2 separate regions of the Homo sapiens genome follow, and region 2 is linked to region 1. Evidence: chromatin loops called from intact Hi-C (ENCODE). Cell type or tissue: chondrocyte. All regions are shown on one strand.

What was found. Peaks named below come from ENCODE experiments on the same cell type or tissue, not always from the same donor. Only the 100,000 strongest peaks of a DNase experiment are listed, where the experiment ranks them.
Region 2: a loop joins it to region 1, with 8 times the contacts of the local background. A loop is called at or near these places in 48 of 110 quality-filtered maps.

Annotation. Positions count from the first base shown.
Region 1 is chr15:67,499,865-67,502,364 of GRCh38, reverse strand. It overlaps IQCH (IQ motif containing H), which reads right to left. Exons shown (of 21, transcript NM_001031715.3): 21 at 561-1,732. The coding sequence ends at 1,619. The region is part of intron 2 of IQCH-AS1 (IQCH antisense RNA 1); the gene reads left to right. Among named protein-coding and RNA genes, the nearest start is that of C15orf61, 20 kb to the left of the region's middle. RefSeq lists a silencer at 296-470. In chondrocyte, a CTCF peak has its summit at 991; no DNase peak of the experiment used is centred here.
Region 2 is chr15:67,832,472-67,834,971 of GRCh38, reverse strand. SKOR1 (SKI family transcriptional corepressor 1) reads right to left here. Exons shown (of 9, transcript NM_001365915.1): 7 at 2,291-2,365; 8 at 1,715-1,780; 9 at 390-1,230. The coding sequence ends at 1,136. It overlaps SKOR1-AS1 (SKOR1 antisense RNA 1), which reads left to right. Exons shown (of 3, transcript NR_120345.1): 3 at 1-664. It overlaps LOC105370870 (a long non-coding RNA gene), which reads left to right and starts at 2,375. Exons shown (of 4, transcript XR_932395.3): 1 at 2,375-2,500. RefSeq lists a silencer at 915-1,064 and an enhancer at 641-1,477. In chondrocyte, CTCF peaks have their summits at 754 and 962 (motif pointing right); no DNase peak of the experiment used is centred here.

The DNA.
Region 1 (2,500 bases):
CACTTTCACAGGTCTGAATTCTGTGGTATATGCAAATGATAGCTGCAAAGGAGGAAAGTGGCATTGTTTGAGAAACCAATCAAGTGGGTAAAACAATGGTGTAGGATGGCGAAATCGTTTCGCTATTGCCAGCAGCTTGAGCTTCGGGAGTGCTAATCAAAATTCACATGCAAAACTTTCCGATAGATTTAACAGTTTTGTACTGTTAAGCAGGGGCTCTCACCATGTGAATGATCCACTACTGTGCCGAACAAAACGGAGACAGTTTTCTTTTAAAGTCCAGAGCAGATGAGAGCCATAAGGAGACAGAGGGTTTCATTTACTCTCAGGACACGATTGTGCCAGTGAACTAATGAGTCTCTTGGACCTTATGTTGCTCTGGCTTCAGTCGAGGCGCGGCTCTAATGGGCATGTAGGACTTCCTATCTGTCAAGTGTCTGAACAATGGGCCCCTCGAATGGATTAGAGAGATCTGGCAAGAAAAAGAGGTCAGTGTTGTACCTAGCACAGGCAGGAAACCTGGCTAATTAATGTATTTCCAACTATAGCAAAACAAAAGCTGACACACACAAATGTTAATTTTATTACAGAAACTCTTAGCCTGTGGCTGAATCACAGTTAACAAATTATTGAAATTCCACAGGTAAAAATCCTATTCCTTTCCCCAATACACTAAAATATTTTTATAGACATAAAGGTCATTCTTTAAAACAATAATGGTTTTGGTGTTGTAATTTGCTTTTATTTCACCCTTCAGTAAAGCTCACTGATGTGGAAATATTTTTGGACAATTATGAAGTGAATGCTGAAAGTTAGAGTCAGCACTACTACAATCTTAACAGTCTGCCTTTTTAAAGGTAGTATAATGTTGAACTAAACTTGAAAAAATCCTACTGCTGTATTAAATGGAGAACTAGAGAATACAAATGTTTATTCAAGCTACAGAGCTCGAGCTACACTCCATCTTAAACTAAGAGCAGATACTGCCACCTAGATACATTCTGATGCTTTGGTTAACTAGATGCTGGCTTATCCTACTTTTTGAAAAATGGCAACAATAGCAGACAATAGTGGCTTGGTATAACAAAAACACGATGAATGATAGTCACTTAAAAATTCATATAAATATAATTTCAATATAATTTGAAGCTTTGAAAAAAAGGCATTTGTGTTTTGACAAATAGCAATTCTTAAGCCTTTATTCAAACCTATAAATGCAGAAGATCGATGGACTATTAGAAATAGGAGAAAACTTTATAAAACATAAAAAATAAAAGCTACATAATCCTGAGGCCTATGAGGAAGTAAATGCGGAGGTGATATCAGTAAGACTTTTAACTTTCTTCTTTTATCAGATTACTTTTTTCTGAGTTTGAGAAGAAGAAGGGATTGTTCAACACTCTCAAATGAAAACACAAATAAGTTTTGGTTTAATAAATAAAATAAGATCACTTAATAAACAATGTTTTAAAAAGAGCATTTCATTATAATCTGTTCTGATTCACCTCCTAGCACACAAAGCAAACCAATTTCCCCTGGCTTTTATTTCTAACAGAAAAAAAAATTGCCCTTTTTATTCCAGACTGGGATCCAAATTGTTATGTACTGTATTCCAGGATCATTTCTTGGGTTTAGAGAGGTTTTTATCATCTTTGGACTGTTGCTCCTCTTCAAATCTCATTTTGTTTTCCTTTGTTACTCTTAGAATAGTTTCAATATCAGCAATGGTGGTCTGTAAATAAAGACAATATTTATTACTTAAAGACCTCTTACAATCCCTCTCCCCCAAGCATCTGGTCCTTTTGGGAGTTCACCATGGTTTAGACCAGTTCTATTCAGAATGTATTCTACCAACTGGCATTTGTCTACAGATTATGGCTTACCAGTCTTGCTGAAATGAGTAAAAAAATTGAGAGTAAGAATTTGGAAAACTTTTTAGAATTTTTATGCCTATTATGTCTAATAATAACATTGGGCTTCTAAATTGTACATCTTTAATTTTTTTAATCGTATTTTTCTAGTAATTAAATTTTCTTCTATTTTGTTAAAAATGTTGATCCATGATAGTCAGATAAAATCAAAACAAAACAAATAGTTTCCTTATTATGGATAATTTGAGAAGCATTGGTCTAGTCACCCTAAAATGAGGGCTAATAGGCTGATGGGAAGGTTTCTTTCCATTGGTTGCTGGGAAGAAAAAAATGACACATTCCCATTTACTTTGTTTATATTTTATTGAAGTACAATTCCCATACCATAAAATTCACCCTTATAAAGTATACAATTCAGTGGTTTTTAGTATATTTGCAAGTAACCATCGCTACTATATAATTCCAGAACATTTTCATCACCCCAAATAGAAACTCTGTCCCCATTAGCTGTCACTCCCCATTTCATCCCACTCCCTCAGCCCCTGGCAACCACTAATCTATTTCTGTCTCTATGGATCTACCTCTTCTGCACATTTCATATAAATGAAACCATACAATATGTGACCTTT
Region 2 (2,500 bases), 330 kb before region 1:
ACCTGGGATTCCCGGCAGGGCGCCCTGTCTGTGAGCGCCCCGGAGGTAACTTCCCCGGTGTGGCAGGCGTGGAAATGGGCATGGATGAACCCTCGGCGCCTTCGAGCTCTTGAGGAAAGAGCCCGGGACCGCTGCGCTAAGGACCGTGACGTAATGCCCCTCCTCCATTCCGGGCCCAAGGGAGGGTCCTAAACGCGGAGAGGGAGTGCCCTGTGGGGGAAAACTGAGTGTGTCTGGAGGGCACAGTGGAGAGGTTGAGTGCTCGCTGCTGCCCACTTGAGCAGGCCCGATTCTGACCCTGGGAGCCCCAGAACCCGCGGGGCGGCTCCCACCCCCACCTGTTGCACGGTGTTCCGCCGCCCCGCTCCGCCGGTGCACTCCCACCTCCGTAGCCCCAGAAGTGACATCTTTTATTATTATTATTATTATTATTAAAAACGAAAGTCACGGGTACAGGGTGGTCTCCCCAAACAGGCTCCAGGTGGTTGCCATCTCGTGAGTCAGTTGTCGCCCTTTTAAAGTGCTGTTACATCAAGAGGTTACAACAAAAAATAGCCAAAGCAAAATCCAAAGGGGAATGCAAAACGGGACTGGAAGTGGGTCCAGGAGAAGGAAGCAAAAATAACTTACAGCATAAATAAATTAAAGTGAACCTAATACTGAACCGAGAGACTCACAGTACATTTATATCCATTGCACATAGCCACTTTGTCATTAGGAACAGGAGTTTCAGAAGTGGACGGGACGGGGAGTGCGGGGCAGGCGCCAGCGAAGTTGCTACATTGTATTCACAATCGGGTTCAAGGCTATACAATGGGAGGGGGCGCTCTCCCCTCCCGCCCCCCGTCTGTCCAGTTAACCCCTTGAGGTCCGATGCCCTAGAGTTCACACGGGGTAGGGGGATTTGAGGCGCGAGGCGGTATTTACACTTGGAAACCAAGCCGGGGCCCTGGACAGGGACGCCCGGGAGGGGGCGGGCAAGGCCGGGGAGCCCGGGAGGAAGGCGGGCGGACGGGCGGCTGTATTTACATCGGTCGGGTCCGAATGGCTTGTTCCTCGCTCAGGGCCACCGCAGCAGCGGGTATTTACAAGGAGCAGCATGGCTTGAGGGCGCAGGGGTGCGGCCAGGCCGGCCCTAGGGCAACAGCGGTGGCTTGAAGGAGCAGTTGCCAGTGCAGTGGCGGGGCGTCAGCATCTTGCAGGAGAAATGGTGCAGGGCGTCGTGGGCTTCTGGGGAGACAGTCGCGAGGGTCACTCTGGGCGCCTCTCCAGGCTCACCTCACCGCGCAGTCCACCCTTTCCCCTCCCCGGCCTTACCAACCCTTTGGGGTCAGGGAATCTCAACCGAGCGGATCAGGAGGAGGCAGGAGGGTAGGACAAAAGCTGGTGATTCAGAACCACTGCTCTGGTTCAGTAGCCCCATTTTACAGAAAAGGAAACTGAGGCACAGTAAGAGAGGAGTCAACCTGCTCAAAGCCAGAATTGGTAATAGAAGGCAGATTTTTCTGACGTCCAAAGCCCAAGGGGCTCTTTCTTTTTACCCCCACCATCCTAGAATAATCTTCCCGTTAAAATCAGTTCCCACTTTTCTCCCTCACAGATCCTGATCCACGTGGATCGTGGCCTTCCTCACTAGTCCCACTATTCATTCATTCAGTCGACAGCACGGCCGGCACCCAGCACCCCTCCTATCTTTGTTTCCCGGCTTCCGCACCTTTCAATTTCTGCTGGATGGCATAGCGCGCCTTCCGCTCCTGGTCGAGTTCGTTACACAGGGTATCTGGAAGACAAGGGGAGGGGCCAGTGAGGAAACGCAGACCACCCTCCGAAAGGCCGGGGTCACAGCCCGGGCTTCCTCCTCTCCCCAGGGCTAAGCTCCGCGCAGAAACAACTCCAGGGATGGGGGAGGGGGTACCGGAGCTCCTAACTGCAGACTGGCGGAGGAAGGAAATGGCCTGGGATGGCGCTTAAAGGCAGATGGATCTAACCAAAATTAAAGCAAACTTAGGCATTACTTCCCAGGTAATTTTACGCCTCGATTTTTAATTTAGAAACCATGGAAATTGCCGCGATAAGAAGTTCAATCACTCCATGTAATGATGCCTGCAAGCCGTTTGCTGGGCTCGCTTGCCATTCTGAGGCTAATCAGAGTATACAAAGCATATTAAATAAAAAAATAATTGTTAAATTACCTTCAATTTAAATCCAAATGACTGAGCCAACATTGCGGCTCCTGCCAGACGAGAGGCAGTTACGGCCCGTGCACGAGCTCACCTGACTCCCGTCTTACCTCTGACAATTTGCAGCTGTTGCACCATTTCTTCTCGATAAGCCAATTCCCTCTTCATTTGATCCTGAAAATTATCTGTGCAAATTGATTAAGTGAGAGCTGTTACGCACAGCCCCCTCTCCCGGCTCCACTTTCTCACTCCTGGCCCCCCCTTTCACCCCTACCCCCAACTCCCACCCAGCCATTCGCCTGCAGCCCTGGAAAAGGACA